5 separate regions of the Mus musculus genome follow, and regions 1, 2, 3 and 5 are each linked to region 4. A link is a loop called in an ENCODE intact Hi-C map of the cell type or tissue named here. Cell type or tissue: heart. All regions are shown on one strand. Region 1 has its middle 15 kb from the start of Spryd7. Region 2 holds the start of Rnaseh2b (ribonuclease H2, subunit B). Region 3 has its middle 7.9 kb from the start of Gm35307. Region 4 holds the start of Dleu2 (deleted in lymphocytic leukemia, 2). Region 5 holds the start of Trim13 (tripartite motif-containing 13).

Region 1 (5,000 bases), 110 kb before region 4:
TTACAGGAAGACAAGTATGTTAGTGTAAATAACTATTATTTTATGAGAGATGGTTTTATGAGAGAACATTTTTTGAATGGTTTCTAATGCAATGTTAGGAGAAATGGATTACTGGTGTTGAGGGTTTAACTTGCCTGAGGAGCAGAAAAATTGCAGAAAACACCCCGACCTGGGAGCCAGACCTGTGTGTGCAACCTGAGTGAGCAAATGGATGATGGGAGCAAAGAAGTTTCTTCTGAGAGCTGGTCAGTAGAGGCTGTGAGAGGGAGGGAGGGCTTGGCTAGAGCTGCCTGCTCATGTTTGTCTTTTCTGTCATCTGAGACACTCTGAACTTTGAGAACAACAAACAGTTTTGCTCTAGTGACTTCAGGTTATTTCTTAAGTCAGTGCTCCTACAGCTCTGTTCACCTCTAATGTAACACTAACTGTAAATTCCCCTACACGTTTACAGCTGCCCTCCAAACCCATTGAAACTTCAAAACATTTGTCATCCTCCTCTCACTCAAAAACATATCTTCTTAAAAGTTATGAAGGGGGCGGGCTGGTGAGATGGCTCAGTGGGTAAGAGCACCCGACTACTCTTCCAAAGGTCCGGAGTTCAAATCCCAGCAACCACATGGTGGCTCACAACCATCTGTAACAAGATCTGATGCCCTCTTCTGGTGTGTCTGAAGACAGCTACAGTGTACTTACATATAATAAATAAATAAATCTTTAAAAAAATATTTAAAAAAAAAAAAAGTTATGAAGGGGCTGGCTTGTGGTTCTGTGAAAGAACTCTTGCCTCACCAGCTCTAGGTTTGCTCTGTAGCACTGACAAAATGAACGGATGGATGAATGAATAAAAGTATGGGGACTTTCTGATGTCACAGTAATACCATTCGGTATCTTAGTAGGAATTGGGGTACAGATACAGGCATTTATTACAACTTGAAAATTTACACTCAAGAGTTACACACTACGGCTGGAGAGATGGCTCAGCGGTTGAGAGCACTGACTGCTCTTTCAGAGGTCCTGAGTTCAATTCCCAGAAACCACATGGTGGCTCATAACTATCTGTAATGAGATTGATGCCCTCTTCTGGTGTGTCTGAGGACAGCTACAGTGTACTTATATAATAAATAAATCTTTAAAAAAAAAAGAGTTACGCACTTAGATATATGTCAATAGAATTTTGGAAGAAATGACTAGCAACACCTGCTCTAATTGATAACACATCAACTTAATTATTCAGGGAAATCTCTGCTGATGACTATAATTTACTTTTTAATGTATAAAAATAATATGACTTGACAAATTCAGAGGGAAATTAATAGATACCATAATTCAAGAAGAGCTACATGTTGATAGATTAGATGGTGTGCATAGTTGAATCCCTTCCACGTTGCCTGTAATTTTCTGTTTGTTGGCTCTGATCTACTGTGGTCCAGACTGGCCTACGTACCCTGAGTTCCGGATCCCAGTGCAGGAATGATATGTGTGCTTGGTTGAGCCTGACTTACATTTTCAAGTTTCCATTAAAATGTTGGAAAGATACCTAGAAGTATGATGTCACTTAGATGAGCAGAAAAACACTGAGTGTTAATGTTTGAGTGTTTGGCTAGATCAGGCCCCACGTGTGTATGGTGACTCGGTTCTGTCCATACTACCATGGAGCCTCTGGTTTAACCCAGTGGCCGGTACCGCTGATTCCCTTAGTTCTATGGGAACATTGGTTCTACAGAATGAAGCTATTTGGCAGACAGAACCTTTTTTTTTTTTTTTAATCTTAAATTTAGCTTTATTGGGGGCTGGAGAGATGGCTCAGTGGTTAAGAGCACACACTGTTCTTGCAGGAGACCTGAGTTCAGTTCTAAGCATCTAGTTGGGACGTGGTATTCCTTGATTGTTTCTGGTCTTTGTATGGTGGCTCCTCAGGTAGCTAAGGAAATCTCTAATTGCTATGTTAACTACAGACAGAGGTCTAGCTCCCTGGGAAGAACAGTACTGGTATCCCTTTTCCTGTGTAAAAGAGATTAATGCCAAGTTTAAAATGCCAAGCTGACTCCAGTTGAGTCTTCATGAGCCTTTATAGCTTTGTTCTGCCAGACATCTCTCATCACTAGCCCGACCTCAAGTGGCATAATAGTTGGATTGGACGTGCCCCACCATGATATCTTTTAGGGCTGGGGAACTTTCATTTCTCTTTGTATGCTCAGCCCTAAGCCTTCTGCCTTCCTTGTTCTGGGAGTGATAAATAAATCACTGTTTGAAGGCAAAATGCAAATTTTTTTGCTCTGTAAAGCCAGGCTTCTTGTTGGCCAAGTGTGTTCACATTGCCGGCAGAGGGCGCACTTGCACTGGTGGCAGAGGACCTTCCTGAGATAGATTTTGTCAACTCCACCCGAGTCAGTTCTTGAAGATTTTACTTTTTAAATTGGAAAGATTTTGACATTCATTGGTGAGCCTTTTCATCTCACAGAGTAAATGGGGGTTTATGGAGCTGGTCCTTTAAGCTAGAAAGGATGTGGCTGGAAAAAAAAAATCAGCTGCTCTCTGAAGTGAGCTTTAGGCATGCACTCACGGTGGGAGAGGTTGCCAGCAGGAGAGAGTTCCCACCGCTGTTTCACTATATTCGAGCATTTGAATAGAAATATTTAGGACCTGTGTTCTAGCACCAGTACGCTTTTGTGTGTGAATGTCATACAATTCAATGTGTAATGTTCAGTTTCTTCTAGACCAGCAGTTCTCAACCTTCCTAACACTGGGACCCTCTTAATACAGTTCCTCATGTTATGGTGACCCAACCATAAAATTATTTCCATTACTACATCATAACAATAACTTTGCCACTGCTAGGAGTTATAAAGTAAATATCACTGGAGATAGAGGTTTGTCAAAGGAGTTGCAACTCACAGGTTGAGAACTGCTGTTTAGACAAACAGTACAGCCCACTGTATGGTTTCAAAGCATTCAAACTGCCTGGGCTACAGTTCCATTTGTCTTAAACCCTCTGTGCCTTTGTCTCCTTCCCATCTATAAAAGAGGTTAATAATTACCTGCTGCAGCGGATTAATTTCAAGGTGACATGAGTTCATCTTTGTGAAGCTGTGTTATGTGACAAGACACCCTGGGGAGCTGCAACACAAGTCTGCTCACCTCAGAGAGGGAGTTCACGACAGACAAAGTCCAACTTGGTGAACTACTTAGTTTATTGATGTTACTTACAGGAATATCAGTGAGGGGTGACTTAAAGGAGCAGAAGTGACTCAAAGACAGAATATCACTAAAGCAGCATGGGTGACAGCAGGAAGGTTGGGACCAGGCTGTGAATATATGGTATAGGGAGTGTTTGAGATTAGAGTCGCCTATGGGAAGGGGGATTCAGCCCATGAGAGGCCAACAAGAGCACACATCCTAGGACTTGGGCCACAGAGTCTGGAGGGTCAGCTCCAAGGATCTCCTAGGCAGACTGAAGTAACTCAGAGATGGGCCACAGAGGCCATGAGTTGGTCGGTATTAGAGGCCCTACTTGGGAAAAAAACACAGAAAACAAAACAAAACAAAAAAACCCAACAACAACAACAAAAAACCCAAAACTCAGCCCTTAAAGAAATGCTAGTGTAGGGCTGGAGAGATGGCTCAGAGGTTAAGGGCACTGACTGCTCTTCCAAAGGTCCTGAGTTCAAATCCCAGTAACCACATGGTGGCTCACAGCCATCCTAATGAGATCTGATGCTCTCTTGTGATTTTTTTTTTCGGTTTATCAAGACAGGGTTTCTCTGTATAGCCCTGGCTGTCCTGGAACTCACTTTGTAGACCAGGCTGGCCTAGAACTCAGAAATCTGCCTGCCTCTGCCTCCCAAGTGCTGGAACTAAAGGCGTGCGCCACCACCGCCTGGTCTCTTCTTGTGTTTGAAGATATGTACTTACATATAATAAATAAATCTTAAAAAAAAAAAAAGAAAGAAAAAAAAATGTTAGTGTCAAGAGATGAGTTGCAAGCCTTTCAGCCTGAAAAAGGAGCTAGAAACAACCAGTTAAAGAGGGTTCCTGAAAAAAAATGACCCAGAATTCTTTGGGACGCAGGAGCAGGGAGGTGAGGCTAGGACAGGTTGGAAAATCTGCCAGAGAGAGAAGGCCCTACGCCCTGACCTGGCATTCCTGGGATGTCCAGGAATCCACTGAGGGCTGTGATAAAATCTTGTTAGGACTCTGACTCCCTGGAGCCAGAATTGTGCCTCCAAGGCTACCTGGAGAGCGAACTCTGAGGTAGCTGCGGGTGCTCTGACTCCTGAGGAGGCTGCGGGTTCAACTCCTGTCGTTCTACCTGAGATCGGAGAGAACTGGACAGTAGAAGTGACTACCAGAAAGGTTCAGCCATGGAGCAAATGCATGGGAAGGCCTCGTAGCTCAGACTCAATACTGCCTTTTTCACGGTCCCAAGCAGTAAGTGGGATTCCAGGAGTCTCTGAGTGAGAACCCCAGCCCCAGGAGTCCTGAGAGAGCAGGCTTGGCCACACAACCCCATTTCCCTTGAAAGCAACGGGTGACAGTCAATTCTAATAAATGTGACCATTGGGAGGGCGAATACATGAAGTTCAGTGACCCCAAATTAGGACATTGGCAAGGTGCAGGAACTTCACCTCAAGCTGCACAGGTGCCCAGAGGAGTTTTAGATTTGAATTGAGAAGAGGGGTGGGGGCAGGAAGTGCATATATAATTAAAGAGGCCTGCTCAAGGTGTGTCCTCATAGCTCCTTGGCGGTTGGTTCAAAGAGGTTATCTCTGCCCTCACTTGAGATGGCAATGTGGCTCCCATAAGATGACTGCTGTTGCCTACAGGCTGATATAGTAAGGCAAAAGCTTTGCTACTCCAAGAATCCAAGGTGACTGCAGGGCTGAAGACCCTGAGGTACCTTCTCAGGGTCAAACGGAACATTGTAAGAGGTCTTTGTGCAACCAGCCTCGAGGAAGGATGAGCTAGGACAGACAGTCCAGCTTTCAGAAGGACCAGAAGCA
Region 2 (5,000 bases), 650 kb after region 4:
AAGACATCTAAAACAACTACAACAAACACGTATTGTTTTTATGCTTAAAGTAGAGAAATCACAAGTGTTTAAAAAATAAGCTTTATGCAGGGAGATGGCACAGGGAGATGGCACAATGGATAAATCGCTTATCATACAAGTATGAGGACCAGAGTTCTGATTCTCAGAACTCTTGTAAAAAGATAAGCTGTCACAGCAGCCACCTGTCATGTCAGCACTCTGGAGGCAAAGAGAAGGGCTCCTCAGAGCAAGCTGTCCAGCTAGAGTAGCTGGAGTCAGTGAGTCTGGGGCTCAGTAAGAGCTTACCAAGTAAATAAACTGCAGAGCAGCTGAGAAATATACCTGATGCCAACTTTGGGTCTCTACCTATAAACACGCATAAGTACATGCTCACCTCTACACATATGTACTCCCACATGAACACACACACAAACCACAAATGTGTGAAAAATCATTCTCTTACTACATGAATTACATGAAGAGAGATAAGGGATGTGGGTCTTTACTCATCAATAGGAGTCACGGGACTCTTAACAAGAGACTGACCCATGACTTGCAGAAGTTTCACCATTTTCACGTTAAATGCCATTTCCTAGTTTTGTTATTGAGCAAAATGCTGGCCAAAAGACTCACAGTATTAAAGTTCACTGGCCTTTAGCATGTGCCCATGCCACAGCACATTGTGGGGGTCAAAGGGCAACTTTCAGGAGTCAGATCATTTCTGCTCCATCATTTGGGTGGTTATTGAACTCAGAGGAACCTCAAAGTAATAAAATTGATGCTATGATGTATTAATAATAAACTGGCTTAGGAAACACCAAGGTACACAGAGTAGAATTTAGCTAAAGGAACTCTGCCTCGTGCCTGGGAGAGAAGTGCCCTAACGAGGCTTGTGAGGAACTGTGGAAGAAAACTCTGTACCACAGTAGACGTTTAGGATTACTGAGAACGTTTCTGCTAATTCTTGGTCACCAAGACTGATTTCCAGTTAAGCTCTAGTCCCATAACAAGGCTTACAACTAGCCATTAGGCATATCCCCATATCAAGAACATGCCTCCGAGGGGTGGCTCAAGGGAGTAGCACAGGGTCACAACCATCATTAAGTCCTGGTCTGTCCTCAAGTTCTCTGTGCTCTCAACAGGAAACGTGTAATTCTGCCTGGTGGACAAGAACAAAAGGAACACTAGTGTACTTAAATAGTTCAGGCAATATCTTTGCTGAGTAAATCTCCCATTTGCCCAAGCAAGGGACCAGACCTGCCGTCTCTTGTGTCTGTTTAAACTTTCCAAAGTGTAACCTGGGGCTGGAGCCTGAAAGATTTATGTGAAATGCATAAGCCTAAAATGTAAGCTAACAACATCTTCTCTATAAGGCCTCCTCCCTGAGCATTAGACACACACACACACACACACACACACACACTATCATTAAAAACCATTTCCATTATTAATCCCTCAGTGTGCAGTGATTTCTCTGTGGCTGGGCATGGGAATCCTGTTAATCCTCTGTGTACTGAACCACCTTGATGGTCCAATTGAGTCAAAATTCTTAATTCTCAGCCAGCATGAAACGCAAAGCCAGTCCTAGGGGGACCCCTTTCCCTCCAGAGTCCTCTTCTGTCTTTGTATCCTGACTCATCTTCCTGACTCTTATCCACAGCCAGGGGAGACTAGCACAGGAATAGAGCTGTACTGGGTAAAGCAGTTCTCACTGTGGCCAAGTGCTGGGACAGTTGCTGCACAAATGACACTGATCTTGCTTTTGTCTGAGAGAATCACGAAATGTCCCTGCGTGGCCTTATTTTTTCGTGGTCTTACAATGGTCTGGTCAGAGGTGGGTATTATATATATATTTTTTTTAATTAGGTATTTTCTTCATTTACATTTCAAGTGCTATCCCAAAAGTCCCCCATACCACCCCCCCCTACCCACTCACTCCCACTTCTTGGCCCTGGTGTTCCCCTGTACTGAGGCATATAAAGTTTACAAGACCAAGGGGCCTCTCTTCCCAATGATGGCCGACTAGGCCATCTTCTGCTACATATGCAGCTAGAGACATGAGCTCTGGGGGTACTGGTTAGTTCATATTGTTGTTCAGAGGTGGGTATTTTTAAGGGCTTCATGCCTCAGGAGGGAATCTCAGCCTATGTTTTAAGATCCAGACCAACTTCTGGTTGCTCTATGTAATTTCTCAAAAGCTTTGACCACCTTTATAACTCAGACCTCCACATTTATGTTGCCTGTGTCTCACATTGCTCCCTCTACAAAAACAAAATACAAAGTGCCACTAGACTGGATAACAAAAGACATAAAGTGCATAGTCTGCCTAGAAAGAACACTTCAGAACAAGCTTCCTGATCGGCAGCTGGCCCTTTGAGAGAATCCCCTCTCCACCTCCCTAGTCAGGGCTTAATTGTTTTCTCTATAGCCCCGAGGTGAGCCCTAGGCAACAAGACACCACTTTTGCTCACAACCATTCTAGCACTTGGGAGGTTCCTGATCCAGTATTCAAAGCCAGCCAGGGCGGCATACTTTGAAGGTCAGTCCCCGCTGGGTGGTGGACCTTGTGTCAAAACCAAACCACACCCAAACTAAGTCTCGTTAATACTCTAAAGATTTATCCTAAATAACAAATTCGTATGTTGAACTCCAAATTATAAGCATAATTTGGGTTGTATCTTTAAAAAATTACCTTAACTATCAAATTGGCCCACAGCCAATTTGAAGGCTGCTCGCCCGCATTAGGAACCTCAATGTATGAAATACACGCACGAGCAGCGCCCGTAGAATGAGAGTGAGAAAAACGAGGAGCTCCACACCCTCCACTGACAGCAGGGCCCGCGCAGATTTCAAAAAAGGAAGCCGAGCGGGCGGGCCCGGAAATGGAGGCAGGCTGGTGGCCCCGGTTGGCGGGCCCCTCGGCGCCACTTCCGGCAGGGCGCGACCATGGCCGGAGGTCGGGACCGCGGGGACTTGGCGGCCAGGCAGCTAGTGTTCCTACTTCCAGGTAAACGCGGGAGGCGCGTGGGCCTAGGTCGCTGGTGGCGGCAGCGGCAGCGCGGGTTTTTTTTTTTTCCCAGGCCAGCACCGGTCCGCAAGGTCCTAGCGAGCGCGGACCCGGATTCGGTGCCCCGCGCTTTGCTAAGCATCCTGGTCACGTGTCACAACACGCGGGAAAACTCCAAACCCGGAAGCGACGGCAGCGTTTGCGCGGATTCCCTGGGGCGGGTCCAGCCACTCGGCCTGCGGCGGGCAGCGGGGGTCCCGGGACTCTGCTGTCCCCTGGGAGTTACTGGATCTCTGTAGCTCAGCGTCTAGAATCTTACCAGCTCCAAACCAGAGGTCGCAGTAGTCCCATGCTGAGCCGCTCTGCTGCTCTGGAAAGGCAAGGGTGGCCAGGCATAAGGGAGCCTGGATGGGGTTTATGTGAGCGTGGTTTGAAACAATTCCAGGACATGGTGACAGTCAAAAATCCCAGAACCAGGCCACTCAGTGTCCCTGTAGATGATGACCAGCTATCAGGGCATGTGGTGGCATGCGACAGCCATTGCCATATGAGGAGGGCAAGTGAAATAAATTTGGGTTAGGGAATGCAAGCCAGAAACACTCTGTCATTTTACAATGATACATTTGATGTTAGAATACGCGTGAAGAAGGAAACTTCCCAGTCACTTTAATTTTGAGTTTTAGTTTAGCAAATGCAGAGCATTTTTACAGCAAATATATTTCACCAGGGTATAGATATCCAGTGATGATAATTTTTATAATCTTTATGTAACGACCTGACACTTACTTTGGATACACAGCTTCTCTCCTGTGTAAAAAGTTAAACACATTCAAGTGTATGGATTTTGGGTTTGCAGCTCACTCAACTGAACCCTGTATGCTGCTGACCAAGAAGAGTAGCTTTCCAGCTAGCAGCTCATACACCCGTCTTCTAGAGAACCCCAGGCTTTCTGTCATCAAATTAGTTTTGCCTGCTTGGACCCCTGTGACTTTTGTATCTGTCTTCCTTCCCTCCGTACCACGTCTGCCAGATCCATCCATGGCTGTTCCATGGGTTTTGTTGGCTGGTTCTTAAAAATTGCTTCTGGTTTGCTGTATGCATATCAATGCTACTACTCTCCGGAGGATGGATGGCATTAGGTGTTCCTCCTGGTTTGCACCTAGTAGGAGTTACACCTCTGGCAGCATTCTTTTGAGGCTGTTGGTGGACATTGGCATTCATTTCTTCGGAGTGTCTGTATCCTGGAGTGGAAGCTGCTTTTGGGTGCTTGTTGGGTTAGCTTTAGTTCTGCAGAATGGTTTTCTGAAGTGGTTGATACGGCTTCGTCCTGACTCCAGCTGCCTATGATGAGTCCAGTTAAGCCGTAACCTCACTGATAGTGCTTGGTAAAGCAGCTAGTGAGAATTCCTGGTGTTGGTGAGCCATCAGAAGGCTAGCTGAACACCTTAGTTTAGCTGGGAGAGGGGAGAGCCTCCTTTCACCCTTCTGTTACATCAGTATATTTGATTTTTGTAGTAGGATCCCTAATCATTCTTTTTGCAATCAAACATGTTAATACTATATAGTAGTTTGCAATAATTTGAGGGGTTTTGTTTTGTTTTGTTGGCTGTTTCACTGACATTAATTTCCTTCTTAAAGTGTGTCATAATCGTACCAAGCACAAAACTGAAAAGACTCGATGTTGAATGCATCCCTCAAAGAGAAAGGTGTAGTAGATCTACTGGGAGGGAGGGGTGAGACGCATTGCCACCTGGTTTCTGTTCAAAGCTGAGGTGTCTGTCCTCTCACCTTTTTTTACCCTTCAGGCAAGGTGCTCTCTCACCTACTCATTAGGCTGATAGTGGTTGAGGGTTCTAAAACTTAAAACTTGGGCTTCCTGACTTCTGCTCTTCCAGGTGGCCTTTAGTGCCACCTGCAGGCTCTAAGGGTCCAAACACGTTTGATAGCAGCTATGGGGTCTGCCCTCCAATGTAAGGGCACCGGCCTCCTGGGA
Region 3 (5,000 bases), 360 kb after region 4:
TTCCTGGACTTTGAGTAGAAGCAGTATCTACACATGGCTAACACTTGGACAAGGCCAAAGGAGTTTCTACACTAGTGAGAAAGAGAGAAAGCCACCAAGAAAAAAAGACAACCAAAAAAATTCACAACAAACATGGACACAAATGTTAAAAATGCCAGCCCCCCCACCTCAATATAGCAAGAAAATTGTAGTTAATTGAGCAAAGACGAAATTGAATAAGTTGGCAATTTTCATTTTTTCAAACTAAGTGTGATCAATATTATCCTAATCAAAATAAGAAAAATGATATATTCTCATGGAAATGTGACTGTGAAGTTGATCTGGAAGCATGGATAAATGAAAGTAACCAAGAAAGAGATAAAGACTTAAAGCAAAAAACAAAAACAAAAAGACAAAAAGCTCTTAATAATGCTTTAACAGAAAAGTCCCAGAGCAACAATCAATAGAAGAGAGTCAAGTCCCTCAGCACACTCAAATGTATGTCAACATTTATTATAATAAAGCAACTTCAGACTGCTGGATGAAGCTGAAGTTTACTCTGATGAGTAGTGCTGGCATAATTCCTTTTTTTTTTTTTGAGGATAGAAAGGGGTTCAAATCATATCCCCAAATAAATTCTTGATGAATCAAATAATTAAAATTTAAAAGCTGAGAGAAGAGAAAATTATGATGAAGTTTCATCAATTCTTCATGTTGAATAGGTTTTTAAGAGAAAATGGGGAAAGATTTATGAAAGAAGACAGATAAGTTTTATACCAAAATTAAAACCATTTATATGTCAAACTTAAAAAAAAAATCATGCGGCAAAAAGTACCCAAAGGAAGAGTGCAACATTGAAGGCAACACATGGTTCACTTAGAGAGCTTCCAGGGATCAGTAACTAGAATATTAATATCTTAAACAAAAATTGCTGTTATTTACAAGAAATAAATTGTATAAGTGGAAAAATTAGACAACAAGCACTGAAAAATAAAGTCCAGTGTTTGTTTAAAATATAATGGGAAGAAGATCACATCTATACAATTAGGGCATAATTTAAAGGTAGGGAAAAATCCAATAATTATATGTTTAGGTAGAGGGTCAGATAAGCAGCAGCTATACAAAAGGCTCAGTGGTTAAGATGTTCTCGGTGCAATGGTGAGGACCACAGTATTGCACCAGGACCTAGGAACAGTTGGAGTCTATGCTGGCTGTAACCCCAGCTCTGCAAAGCTGAGGAAACAGGGGCTGCTGGGGGCGACCCTGCCTCAAAAGACTATGCCAAGGGTGATATCAGAGGACACCCAACACCCTTTCCTGGACTCCATATACATGTATAGCTACATGCACAGTACACATGTACACACATAGGCATGCACATACACAGATACACACACAGACACGTTCACACTCACACACACAGGAACATATGCACACAGACACACATGGACATGTACACACACAGGTATCTATATAAAGACACACATGGGGACATGTTCACAAATACACAAACACACACAGTGACACATATACACACACAGACATACACAGAGGCATATATACACCCAGACACACATACAAGGACATGTACACACATTTTCACACAGAAATGCACAATACAGACACAGACACAGACACAGACACACACACACACACACACACACACACACACACACACAACTGTTTAGAGCCAGGAATGAGGAAACTCTCATGTACCTCAAGAGGAAATGTGAGATTTTAGGGCTGAAATATGGTTACATATCCAAAATCTTAAAGTTGTAAATGCAGGCTCACCTCATAATTCCTCTGCAATGAATCTATCCTGAGGGAAGTTTTTTTTGTTTTGTTTTGTTTTTTTTGTTTGTTTGTTTGTTTGTTTGTTTTTTTTTAAGAAAACGATATTTAAGGGTTTTGGTACAAGCACTTTATTGTAGTGTTATTTATAACTAAAAATGTATCAAAACGTGTTTAAAGAATTACAGTACAGTTACAGATTGCAGAAAATTACACTCCCAAGGATATTCAAAAATTTTAAAGAAATATAAAGTTAATATGAAATGAAACCAAAGAGGCTTCAAAGCCACATGGCTTGGGCTCTTCATGTATGCCTGCATATGTCCACCCATGGGTATGTGCCACCCATGCAGAGATTGGCACAAATGGATCGACAAGTGGTTGCCAGGATAGTGAGTTTGTTAGTGGGGTTTGTAACCTTATTTGCTTTTTGTTTCAGTTTTTTTTATGAACAAAAGCTATTAGCTTTATTATCATAAATATTAGTTTTGCAGTTCTCTCTGCTACCGAGGGCTCCCCCTGCTGTTCACTTGGGAAACATGAGGGCTTGGCTTTGATAGTCCCTAATTGTGATTCCCTTTGTTTTCTGGAAGACTCTAATCTTTGGCCTAGTGGCATTCTCCATGTCTCATTAACCTTGAGTGCAAGATCTTTTAATTTGCGTATTTGTAATGATAGGTCGTTATTAGTGGAGATATAATTCTTGCACACTGATCATTTATTTGAAAGGATCACTCCCATGGCTTGTCAGATTCCGAGACATTTTCACCACTCCAAGCAGAAGCCTGTACCATTAGCCACCAGTCCCCCTCAGCCCTCCCCCGCCCCTGGTAAACAGTGCATGGCATTCAGGCATGAGCTTGCCAGCTTCAGACATTCTATAAAATGGAGCGATTGTGAGCCTGCCTGTTGCATCTGGCTTTCCTCCCTGTCTTACAGTCTTCAAGGCTCGCCCGTGCTGCAGCTGAACTTTGTTCTTTTTACCACTGAATAATATTCCGCTGTCTAAATACATCACTGCAGCCTATTTATTCACTAGTTAATAGGCATTTAGATTCTGTTTACCTTTTAGCTATTTTAATTAATGCTGTGATGAATATTCATGCGTACACTTTTTATCTTGCATCTTAAATTCCCTTCAGTGAAATGCTAATGCATATTGTTACTCGATATTTAACATTCGGAGAACCAAGTCTTTTTATCACTCCTGAAGGAGAGCGCGTACTCACTGCCAGTCACCAGAGAGGGAACTGCCCAACTATTCCAGAGTGACTACATCATCCTGCATCAAGTGGAATCTTTCTGTGGTTTGATTTGCATTTGCTAATGACTATGGGTTTCTTGTAGGTGCTTTTTGGCCATTTGCACATTTTCTTTGGAGAAATGTTTATTTATACCCCCTGTCTCTTTTTAATTAGGAAATTTGTCTCTTTATGGTTGAATTGCAGTCATTTTCCCTCCATATCCAATGCTAGACTCCTGCCAGGTATGTGATTTATAGATTTTTTTAAATATCCTATGATTATTTTTATTATTTTGAAATATTTTTAAAACAAAATATCTTTTAATTATTAATCAAGTCCAAATATCTCAGTCTCTTTTGTTGCTTATGCTTTTGGTATCACATCTAAGAACTCATTGGCTGAGTCGCAGGACACGACATTTTCCAGCTGTGATGCCTTCGGCATCTCATGGCTTCAGTTCTTACCTTTAGGTCCACATGCACTCTGGGACTATCTCATTTTAGCATTTGACCATGGTGAGAGGGAGTCTCACCTTCAAGTATGTTCTACTCTTTCAGCACCATCTCTCTGTAAGCATGGCATTGCCCTTACTGAATTGCCTCCATCTCTTTATTAAAAATAAGTGCGTGCATTCTGCATCTCAATCCTATCTGGTGACCAAAATGACTGGCAAATTTCCAACTCAACCTTTGGACTGTCTGAAACTTTTATGTGAAAAGGCAGCTGAGATTTTGGTAAAAGAACAAGGAAGGATCTATGGACACAGAGTTATAACATGGAATCCCAAGTCTGTGAGGACAGACAAGCTAACATTATTTATGCTCTTTCTCTGAGTGGTGTTTTGCAATTTCCTTGTATATAAGTTACCATGTTAAATCTATTTCTAAGTTCTTATTAAATGATCATATAAATAAAATGTTCTTAATGTTATTTCCTGAGTATGCATTGCTGGTATAGAAAACTGTAAATTCTTCTCTGCACAGTCTCTGCAGCCATAAGGCTACTGAAACAGCTTTTGACCATAATAGAGTTTTGTGGTTTCTTTAGCATTTCCTATTTCAAATTAAGCAAACACAGATACACGTATTGCTTCATTTCTAGTGTGGTGTTTTAAAATATAGTTTTCTCCACTATTGCTGTGAGTCAAACCTCCAGAACTATTTTCCAGTCGAAGGGAGACGGTTTTCAACTTCTAGCATCAAACATAATGTTACATTTTCTCCTTTACTTTATTTTATGTGTACTGGTGTTCTGTCTGCATTGTGCATGTGCATCAGTGGATGGAATACTCATAGAATGCATTGGCTCCCCTGGGCCTGGAGTTACAGACAGTTGGGAGCCAAAATGTGGATCCTGGGAATCAAACACAGGTCCCAGGAAGAGTAGCCAGAACTCTTAGCTACTGAGCCATCTCTCCAGCCCTATGAAGCATAATAGTAACTGCTTATATTTATTTGGTGTAAACCAGAATGAGAGAGTTCCCTTCCATTCTAATGTATTGGATATTTTAACAAGAATAATTTGTATTGTGGATGTAATCAGATGCTTCATGTATCTATTGCATGGACTCTTTCCTTCTGTCTATGAATGTGGTGTCTTAGTTTCTGTTCTATTGTTGTGACAAAACATCATGACCAAGACTTACAGAAGAAAGCATTTAATCTGTGGGCTCATGGTTTCAGAGAGAGAGAGAGTCCATGGCCATCACAGTGGGGAACATGGCAACAGGCAGCAGCCATTGCACTGGGATAGTAGCTGAGAGCTTGCACCCCATCCACAAGCCTGAGACAAAGAGAGAGAGAGAGAGAGAGAGAGAGAGAGAGAGAGAGAGAGAGAGAGAGAGAGAGAGAGAGAGGTGAGTAGGAGCTAGCTGGAAATGCCCGAGGCTTTAAAACCCCAAAGCCCAAACACAGTGACACACCTCTCTAACAAGGCCACACCTCTGAATCCTTGCCAAACAGTTCCACCAACTGGGGACTAAGA
Region 4 (5,000 bases):
AAAAAAAAATCATCAAGTGATCTACAAAAGACTCATGTTTTCTCACTATATGGGTGTTTTTATTTTTTAAAGATTTTTGTTAGTTTTAATTATTTGTATTTGTGTGTGTGTGTGATTCGAGTGTGCACATATGTGCGTGCAGGTGCCACAGTGGCCAGAGGTACCAGGTGTCCCTGGAATCAGAGTCACAGGCAATTTTCCCAGCATGGGTGCTGAGAGGCAAACTCCAGTCTTTCGGAAGATCTATACGTGCTCTTAACAGCTGAGCCATCTCTCCACCCTGCAATGTACTTATTTTAAAATGTGTGTAGCATGAATGTATAGGGCTTTTGACTCGTAAATATAATTATGCAACTAGAAAAGTATTCTGAGTTGCCTTTAGGAGAATATTAATTATTAAAATAGCCCAGCCACTATTTTTATCTCTAAAAGAGAAGCATATTTAATCTAACATCAAAGATACATAAATAATAGAAGCTTAAGGCAAACTGTAAAAGATACCAGGTTATAAAGAACATTTTATTTACCTTGATATGAGTGTTATTTTTAGTTCTCTAGATATATTAAGCCAATCATTTACCTGGTAACTGTTGACTTAGCATTTACTGTGAAAATGGGAAAAGTACATGCAACTCTTATGCTTTCTTTTCCACTAAGAGTGGAAGTCTTTCCAGTCCCATTGTTTTTGAGACAGTCATAGTCTGTATTGCATGCTGGTCTTGAGATCACAGTAGTCCTCTTGCCTCAGCCTCCCGAGTGGATTACAGGCACTAAGCATCATGCCTGGCTCTTTTTGGTCTTATGAAGGAAGCAGCAGGTTTCTCTTTATTTTCAGGTAGCAGGACGGATGGCCTACAGAACTATAGCCATGCACCAAGGATTAGAGCCATGGAGGACTACAGCCATACACTAAGGACACTATTTCTTTACTTAGCCTTGTCCTTTAAAGCCTCCTCCTGCTCTAGACTTGCACTAAGTGTGAGTGTTCCTTGGAGTTCTGGCTAACTAGACAGCCTCCCGGTCCTCTTAGCCTCCCCCATGGCTTTAGCTACCACTTATATTTTAGTGACTTCAGAGATCCAGACTTTACACCAACCTCCCTGGGAAAGGTTCCCCCATAGTGTAAAAAATGTGTTTACCCCGAGGTCCACACCTTCTTACTCACCCAAAGACAAGACTGTGCATCCCTTGACCTCAAACAGCTAATGACTTCTCTTGGGTACATGGCAGGTGGTTCTAGCAGGTTCTATCTTAGCTCACAATCCTTTTACATCCCATCTCTAAGCCTCCCAGATCCTCACAAGGCCTATGTGACCAATTGTCACATCTATCAGACATCTTCTGGAGGTTTTCCCTTCTTGCAGGTTTTGAGCTGAGGCATCACAAAGCAGAGAAACCCTTTGAAATCCTGTGCTACATTTTCTGTTTACTTGTAGGAGGAAAAAAAAAACCAACCACCACCCATTGCTTTTTTTTTCCCCTCAAAGCATATCTGTTCATCCTAAAAGGCTAAAAAAATAAAAATGCCCATTCAGGTACAAATACAAATTCCTCAGCATGGTTATTCTGAATCATGAAGGCCCTGACCATCTGTCCAGCTTCCCTCTTACCCCTTTTCAACTCCCACCCAGCACCCGTACCAGTACGCACATCTATCTTGCAGGCCCCAGTGTGTGTACTCTGTAGTCTTTTGGACACTTTTATTCTTAGCTGACCTAACCACTCAGGAAGTCACCATCTTTCTTTCAAGAGACACCCCAGGTGACACTACCTATGGAAAGCTACAGCGGCTAGGAGAGCTCACTCAACTCTTCCCACCCGACAGACAACCTCACAATCTTTCTCATAGCATATGCCTCTTGGATTTCTAAAGTGGAGGCTGAAGGAATGTGGGAATGTGAAAATTAAAATCATAACACCCCAACAAGCAATAACGTACTAGTGGCACATTTACACACTAGGGAAGAAAAGCACACGTTTTTGTTGTACTTTCTTGGAAGAAATTGGGTGATAAACATAAAATTCCCACCAGACCAGACTTTTGACACTAGATAAATATCACACATCCCTTCCTGTTACAGAATATAGTGCAGGGACTTTGCCAGCATTTAGTTTCCCCTTTTATCATTCTAATATGGGCATTCTATGTTGCAGGTGTCTAGGAGAGTCAGTAACCTACACCGAAAAGCCAGTTAATGGTCATGACAGTCCCCAAATTCTCCATTTACTCCGGGAAATGTTCCACTTTCACTGTTCTAAGTCTTCTCCTTACAACACAGATTCTAAGAACCAAGTATTTTTCTTTCCTAAGACTTTAAATTGTTGCTTCTTAGTAGAGATCTTTGCTATAATAGGGCGGACCGATCCTATCGAAGCGTATTTCCCCGCTCTTAACTCATCTACCTATAAATAGCGCCGCTCACCGAGCTGAGTCACCAAAACCCAGAGTTTACTCAAAATAGCTCTTAAGGACTGCTGGAATTGAGTCGCTCCAGTGGTGACAGATTGACCACACACCCATCAAGCTGGGCCACGGACCAGAGCCATAGAACTGGCTCCTAACCACCAGGCGCCCAGAGGGCTAGTCAGGCGAGTAAGACCCTAGTCGCTGGGATCTCGAAGTCTGGACTCAGGAACCAGCTAGTGGCCAGACTCCGCCTTGACGGAACAGAGTCCTCCCCGCCCTTTTGGAGCTGGGAGCCGCGGGGGGCCCGGCACCCGGCACCGCCCTCGCCCACTGCTCACACAATGGGGCGCGTCGAGGGGCGGCCCGGCTTGAGCTTCAGACCTAGCCCTCATTGCCTAACTCCCGGTTGTTGCCAAAGCACCTGATGACCTCAGACTATTGCCCACCCTCAGGAGGGTGCAGAAGCTTGGGAGCAGCAGCCCTGGGGGGGGTGGGGGGGGGGAGAAAACGGAAGTGCCACCCCCTGCAGGCAGGGTGGTGACGTCACCCTACCGCCAGCCTGTAGCGGGGGTGGTTGCCCATCACGTGATCCACGCCCCTCAGAATCCCGCGCGCGCGCTCCCTCCCCCCCCTTTTCAACTAGACTCCCACCTCTCCCGCCTCCTCTCCCCAACTTTCGCCCTCCCTGCTCCCTCACCGCTGTCAACAGCGCCAGCTCCGCCCTCCCCAACGGCGAAGCAGCGGGCTCCTGAGTTCAGGTCCTTGCTCCCTGAGCGCAGGGTGCCCCCCTCCCACCCTGTCCCCAAATTTAGGCGCTCAGGGTGCGTGGGCCTCGGGGGTGCAGTGGCGGCGGCGACAATTCTCCACTCATTCCTCCCACCGTGGACCAGGCGGACTCTGCAGGTCTGCGTTCAAAGGGGACCGAGAGACGCGCACGGCCTCCGGGGAGCCCCCTCCTCTCACCCTGCGGCCCGCCTGCTCTGCCAGCTCCGTCTCCCGTGGGGGCCACGCGCAGATCTCCTCCTGGAGCCCCTCACTCTCTTCGCTCCGTGCACGCCGGGGTTACAGCTTTGCTTTTTTTTTTTTTTTTTCCTTCTGTCGCTGCTGCTCCTCGTTCTATTTCCTTACCGCCCCCCGCCCCCGCCCCGGTTCCCTTCTAAAAGTGGAGGCTGGAGGAGGGAGAAAAGCAGCCTAGAGTCGAAAGGGGCGGTGCGCACTGACCTGTCAGCGACGGAGGAAGACCCCCGGTCTGGGCGAGCTCTCCAGCCAGTGGGGGCACTGGAGCGCAGGGCTCGAGCGGAGCGGCGGCTGCGCTCGACCAGGTGTCCCCTAGGCCGGTCTGCGCCGCCCCCTCCCTCGGCGCCGCGCTCTCCGCCCCAACATCGGGGACCAGGGAACCCCCCAGCTCGATTTTTTGTGCAGTTTCAGCAAAGCTCCGAGGAAGTTGGTCCTTTTGTTCCACTATTTATAGATTGCGTCAACATTGCGAAAAGAAGAAGGCGGAGCGGTGGCCCCTCCCCCGCCCCTCGGCCCGCTCCCAGGAGAGAAAAGCCCCAGCACACGACCTAAGTACACAGCGCGCCAGCCGCCCGCCCCCGGGCCTCCTGCTCGCCACTTCCCCCTCCCCCCGCCCGGGCCCGAGCGCTGCCAACCCCGTCACGTGCCCTCTCGGGAAAACCAGCTCCCCGGGGCTGTGCGCCGCCCGCCTGGTTCCGTGGCAGCGGCCTCCGCCCTGCGGCGCTCCCCTGCTCCTGGCTGGGGTCGCCGGCCCGGGTGGTGTGCACGACCTGGGGACCCGCACTCTGACCACTCGACGGGGGGTGGGGGGGGGGAATTTCTCCCGGACCCGAGCCTTGCGCGCGGAGTGGCCCCGAGCGTGCCGTTCGCTCGCTCGCTCGGGCGTCTCTACCTCCCTCCGTCTCTGGGAGCGCCACCGCCCTACTTGCAGAGAGCGCGCGCGTTTGGGCCTCGCTTTGGAGCCCACGGCCTGGACAAGTCCCTGTGCCCCCTACGTGCGGCGGCTCCCGCAGGCGTCCGCTTGCTAGGCCTCGCTCCCCCGGCCAACGGGCGTGAGGGGTGCGGGGGTGGCTCGCAGCAGCTCCCAGGCAAAAGCGCTGGGCGCGGGAAGCGCGGGGCGGACGCTCTGGATCCGCAGGTGCAGCTAGCTTCACGCTAGCTTCCTTCTCGCTTTCCCAGCTGCTTAAAGCCCCAGGCATTTGCGCATCCGACTCCTTGACAAGGGAACGCGGTTCTTGAGGACTTACTCTTTGGTTACAGGAGTGATTGGGGCAAACCATTACAAGTTGCCTTTAAACCCCGAGGACGAAGTGATAGGCCCCTCCAAACCCCGAAGTGAAACTGAGCGCCCTGCTGGCCTAAAGCCTAGGCGGAGGGCTCAGTGTAAACAAAAAGTGCGATAAACACCAAAGGAAGGCCTTACAATTAAGGCAAACTAAGTGGTTAGTCTAAGCGTGATTAACTTCTGTAGCTTCTAGTCCCTTTCCTAAGTAATTGATTTCAGAACGCAGTTTTACTTTTCAGGATCAGAACATAATAAGTTAGCTACCAGATCACTGATTCAGGAAAACAGGCT
Region 5 (5,000 bases), 82 kb before region 4:
AGTTTCCCCACAGTGATCGCTACCCAACAGCATCTACTACAGTCTTTGTGCAGAGCAAACACATCCGACTAACACTTCATCCTCACATACCTACTTCTAGTCTCAGTTCCAGACCTGGATTTCTCTTTTTCTAAAGCCATCACCATTGGTGCCATAACTGGAAAGATTCTAGTCATTTTCAAGGCTCAATTTCCTTTTCTTCTTTTTGTATTTTAAAATTTTAATTAAAAAGGGATAGATCCGTGTACATGCATCTTCCTGGAGTACCTCACTGATGTACATGTATAGATATCAGGGTAAGTACACTAATCCGATTTGTGATAGTCTCCACCCTTTTGAAATTTACAGTGCGTCATTGTTACCTGGTGCTCATGGACTGTGGGGCAGGGCTCAGCTTGTTCTTTTCAGGACTTGTTAGGGCAGCGCCCAGCCCTGGGCACTCAGGTTCTTTCCCCAGTTTATGCCGCTTTTTCCTGTTTCTTCTCCCAGGCTGTAAGGATGGATATCTATCCCCTCTTTCATGCCTGCTGTCAGACACTTCCTACTCAGCAGCTCCATCACTGTGACTTTCATGTCTTTGCCACATGACTGCATTTTAAATTGATATAACCTATAGCAATGCTTTACTCGGCATTTGATTATCGGTGAGGAAGAACTGCTTTCCTTGAGATTATTAGTCATTTATATTTTTACAGGCTTTTTGTGTGATTGTTCATGGGCTTGAGCAATCCGGGGTTTTGAAATCAATGGGAAAGCACACGAACACTGATTGAGCCACACCCCAAGCCTCCTCATTCAGTCATTTTTTTTTTTTTTCCTTTGAGACAGGGTTTCTCTGTATAGCCCTGGCTGTCCTGGAACTCACTTTGTAGACCAGGCTGGCCTTGAACTCAGAAATCCACCTGCCTCTGCCTCCCAAATGCTGGGATTAAAGGCTAGCGCCACCTCTGCCCAGCTTGGTTTTTGTTTTGAGACAGGATTTCTCTGGGTAGCTTTGGCTGTCTTGGAGCATACTATGTAGAATAGGCTGGCTTCATCCCCCAAACTCTGGGATTAAGGCCTGTGCCACTGTGCCCAGTTGCCAGCATATTATGCCTGAAGTTTTGTGTGGGCCTGGGACAAAGCTTTCATTTGCACTGACATTTTTGGTGCTGTAGGAAAGAACCTGTTTGTTACAAGATATTTGATTACTGTACATAGAAAACCTAACTGTAGGCTGGGCATGGTGGTGATGCCTTTAATCCCAGCACTTGGGAGGCAGAGGCAGGCAGATTTCTGAGTTCAAGGCCACCCTGGTCTACAGAGTGAGTTCCAGGACAGCCAGGGTTACACAGAGAAACCCTGTCTCAAAAAAACAAAAAACAAAACAAAACAAACAAACAAACAAAAAACCCTAACTGTTAGCAAACCATCAAAGACTAGGTAGATATTGTGTTATCAGCTGCAGTTAGGTGTGTCCTAACAAGAAGCAGCTTGGCTGTGCCTCAGAAAACCTTAGGTAAGAATGCTGAGGCAAATTGCTTGGGAGAAGTCTTGTGGTCTTTTCTCTGACCTGAGGCTATGTCGGTTGGGTGGCCCTGAGCCACTGTAAAGGTGAAGTGGTTTGGCTCCTACTGACTTGTCTTGGAGCCCTCCCCCCTCCCCCCATCTTGGTGGTGAAGTGGTTCAGCCTGCCAAGGGTGTGGGGGAGGAGCTAGAGGCTTCTTTTTATAGCCATTGGATGGAGGCCCCCACTCCTTTGTTTTTTGGCCTTTATGGAAGGAGCTTCAGTTAAGAGATAGAGATCATCCTTTGCGTTTGGGCTAACAGTGGAGTACAGGCAGGACTCGGGCAAAACGGAAATCTAGGTAAGAGCGCTAAGGGGCCCTGCTGGGTTTGGAGGAACTCAAGAGAAAGGTGGATTAGCTCCGTAGAATGACACAAGTTTCTAAAGAGCTGGAAGTTTAGTTGTAGGATCAGGCTTATAAATAATATATATTTTGTATATAGTTTAGAAAATGAAGCTACCTCCCCGATCTAGCAGGTTTTTACCCCAGTTTACGCTTCACGTGTCAAGTGGTATACATAAACGGTTACACGTGCCGTTGGAATTTGAGGAAACCCTCCACAGCTTCGTCTTGGTTTTCCACCTTGTAGAAAACCTGTTCATTTAGAGGATAAGGCTCTTGGTTCCACTGTAACGTTCTCGTGAGGACTAAGTTAGAAATGACAGGGATTGGTCTTAGGAATGGTGTAGCCGGGACCACAGGCAATGGGCGGAAGGGGGCAAGAGGGGCTTTTCCATGACTTGGAACCGCGCTTTCCCCAAATTTGCTCTCCTAAAGGCCCAGGCCTTCCCAAGCGGGAGTAGACGTGCTCCTCCAGCACACATCACCCTGCATTTACCGGCTTTCAAGTTTGGATAGGAACCATCTTTTTCATCCTCTGTAACCACGGTCTCCGCATAGGAGGTGGAAATCAGGGCGAGATATTTTATTTTATTTTATCTTATTTTATTTTGGTTTTTCTTTATTTTTTATTTTATTTTTATTGATTGATTGATTGATTGAGATATTTTAAAACCAGTTAAAAGTTCCTGCCTCTGAGGGGAACCGTAGTAGTGCCTTTCTTTTCTTTTCTTTTCTTTTCTTTTCTTTTCTTTTTTTTTTTTCGAGACAGGGTTTCTCTGTATAGCCCTGGCTGTCCTGGAACTCACTTTGTAGACCAGGCTGGCCTCGAACTCAGAAATCCGCCTGCCTCTGACTCCCGAGTGCTGGGAAGTAGTGCCTTTCTATAAAGTTGGGTCAATGGTTTTCTACCCAGAGATCGCCGAGCCCGCTGGGTCCTGAAAAGTAGGCAAAGTGGTGTGAAGGGTTGGGCTGTGTTTTTGTTTTTGTTGTTCTTGAAAAATGCAAGTAACAACAACAACAAAAATACAGCAATCCAAACTCGGCGCGTGGGCGTCACCAGAGCACTTATCCAGAGGCTGGGCGACCTAGGTGGTGCGCAGGCGCGGGACAGCGGGAAGCAGAGGGCGTGGTCGCCGTGTCCATTTTGCACCGGCGCAGCCCGGCCCCAGTTGGCTGGTGGAGGTGAGCAGTGTGCTCCGAGTAGGGACCGGGGGCCGGGAGTCGCTGGCCCCGCTGCCGCGGCCGGGGGACACCTGCGTGGGCGGTGACGGGCGGCACGGCCTGGCGGCAGCGGTGCTACTGTCGCGGTCGGGAAGGTCAGCGCGCCGCTGGGGAGGCCCCCTGGCTAGGAGGGGGCCAAGAATGCAGATCTGTGCCTGTGACACTCTTTCTCCTTTCTCTACAGTGTTCTCCAGTTTTACCGTCAAAACGTGAGGGAAAACGAACTGGCTCTCTCCACAGAAAATATAGTAAGCTTGCCAAAAGCATATACTTGCCTGGAACAAAGGTAAACCGTATTATTTTTCTTTATGTTCTGGTATTTATGAAGGGGAAAAATACCCGATTTTATTAGTCCTAGGACCATTCCAGATGGAAATAAAAAGAATAAGTATATCTTCACCACCTCCTTTAATAATAGGGCCTTTGTTCTTTTCATATTTCAAAACTCATGGATTCAAAAATCCATGCTTGCCATTCATTTTTTTGGTAATTACTATATATAATTTAAAAAAAGTATGCTCTAAAGGAAACAAATCCAGCAACATTTCTTCTGTGTGGTTTGTCTTAGTTGTCCAGCTACTGGGGCTGTAGAGCAGGGCTTTAGATTCCTGCAGCTTTCTAGACATTTGTATGAGGAGTGCTTTTAAAACAGAATGTCAATATATAGGCATTCTTTGTGCTAGGACTCAATGGGGCTATTAATCAATTATGCCCCCCCCCCCTTTTTTTTTGCTTTAAATTACACCTTGGAGTATGCTATCACAGTCTACCCGGGAACTACACCTCTGCCCTATTTAATGCTAAGCATCAGTTTCACACAGCCTAATATCACCTGAAAACAATCTGAACTGAGTAATTGTTTTTCAGATTGGTCTGTGGATATGTCTTCATTTACACTGGGCACACTGTGGGCAGCTCTATCTTTAGGCTGATGAACCAGCTAAGCAGGAGCCCATTATGGACAGGCAGCCATCCACATTCTTGATGGTGTCTGCTGGTTGGGAGTGGGTTCCATGGTGGAAGGCATTGTTGTGGGGAATAGAGAGCAGTTTGTTTTGCCTTGAGTTCCTGCTCTGACTTACCTCAGTGATGGACTGATTGTAACCTGCAAGTGTCAGTTGATTTTGGTCAGTGTTTTGCACTGAAAGTAACAGGTCCAGGCCCAGAAGACCCATGTCTTCAGCCTTCCTTCCCAACTGTTCTTTCCATCCATGTATTTTCTGGTAGGTCTGGAAGTTGCTCACTCTGGGCAAGCGCTTTCAGTGAGCTGCAACCTCAGCCCTGCTCTGTGAAAGGGTCTCTGACCCACCGCAGTTCATGCTTCTGTGTTTCTGGTACCCTAGTTGTATTTATTTTCAAGTAATATGAAGATAGTATTGTAAAGATCCTCATTTTGTAAAAGATAAAACATATTTGTGAAAACTATAAGAGATTTTTAGAAATCTATGGAGTAAACTTTGTTTTGGGAATCTATCCCAGTGCCTTTAGCATGCTAAGTATACCTCTGCCATTAGCATATTCTCGGCTCCTAACATAGGAAAATCATCTTTTTTCCCCCTTTTTGTGACAGTTTCCTAGTTAGACCAGGCTGGCCTTGAACTAACGTATCTGCCTTCCTCTGCATTCAGAGTGCTGGGTTTGGCTTAAGGTGTCTGCCACTACGCCTGGGTTAGAATACTAAATTTTTGACTTACTTTCTGGAGAGTTTTGAATCCTAGAACTTTGCAAATTCAAGGTCTGTGCTTTGGTGGTAGAAGGGCAAGGAGAGTCAGGCCCCATGTTTTTCCTCCGGAAGTTGGGGGCTTGGTTAGCTACTTTGGGTTTAAGCCCAGAACTTACGTTTTATTCCTACCCCTTTGTTCTCAAGATAAGTGACGCATGCTTCTAGTA

The links. A loop is a pair of places that touch in the nucleus more often than their neighbours do. Peaks named below come from ENCODE experiments on the same cell type or tissue, not always from the same donor. Only the 100,000 strongest peaks of a DNase experiment are listed, where the experiment ranks them.
Region 1: a loop joins it to region 4, with 2.0 times the contacts of the local background. A loop is called at or near these places in 3 of 42 quality-filtered maps.
Region 2: it touches region 4 in a loop (2.8-fold over the local background); 2 of 42 quality-filtered maps call a loop at or near these places.
Region 3: a loop joins it to region 4, with 2.5 times the contacts of the local background. A loop is called at or near these places in 8 of 42 quality-filtered maps.
Region 5: it touches region 4 in a loop (2.1-fold over the local background); 2 of 42 quality-filtered maps call a loop at or near these places.

The regions. Positions count from the first base shown.
Region 1 is chr14:61,569,236-61,574,235 of GRCm38, forward strand. No RefSeq gene overlaps it. Among named protein-coding and RNA genes, the nearest start is that of Spryd7, 15 kb to the left of the region's middle. In heart, a CTCF peak has its summit at 2,311 (motif pointing right); a DNase peak (open chromatin) is centred at 2,326.
Region 2 is chr14:62,329,170-62,334,169 of GRCm38, forward strand. It overlaps Rnaseh2b (ribonuclease H2, subunit B), which reads left to right and starts at 2,899. Exons shown (of 11, transcript NM_026001.3): 1 at 2,899-3,007. The coding sequence starts at 2,947. It overlaps Gm41173 (a long non-coding RNA gene), which reads right to left and starts at 2,886. Exons shown (of 2, transcript XR_874686.3): 1 at 2,693-2,886; 2 at 1-1,159. In heart, CTCF peaks have their summits at 2,867 and 4,941 (motif pointing left); DNase peaks (open chromatin) are centred at 2,922 and 3,192; H3K4me3 peaks cover 2,287 bases; H3K27ac peaks cover 2,548 bases.
Region 3 is chr14:62,040,222-62,045,221 of GRCm38, forward strand. No RefSeq gene overlaps it. Among named protein-coding and RNA genes, the nearest start is that of Gm35307, 7.9 kb to the left of the region's middle. In heart, a CTCF peak has its summit at 2,289 (motif pointing left); no DNase peak of the experiment used is centred here.
Region 4 is chr14:61,678,482-61,683,481 of GRCm38, forward strand. Dleu2 (deleted in lymphocytic leukemia, 2) reads right to left here and starts at 3,892. Exons shown (of 7, transcript NR_028264.1): 1 at 3,629-3,892. In heart, CTCF peaks have their summits at 2,623, 3,683 and 4,333; DNase peaks (open chromatin) are centred at 2,620, 3,000 and 4,030; H3K4me3 peaks cover 3,337 bases; H3K27ac peaks cover 3,096 bases.
Region 5 is chr14:61,596,500-61,601,499 of GRCm38, forward strand. Trim13 (tripartite motif-containing 13) reads left to right here and starts at 3,013. Exons shown (of 3, transcript NM_023233.3): 1 at 3,013-3,071; 2 at 3,295-3,396. In heart, no CTCF peak of the experiment used is centred here; a DNase peak (open chromatin) is centred at 3,012; H3K4me3 peaks cover 1,786 bases; H3K27ac peaks cover 1,248 bases.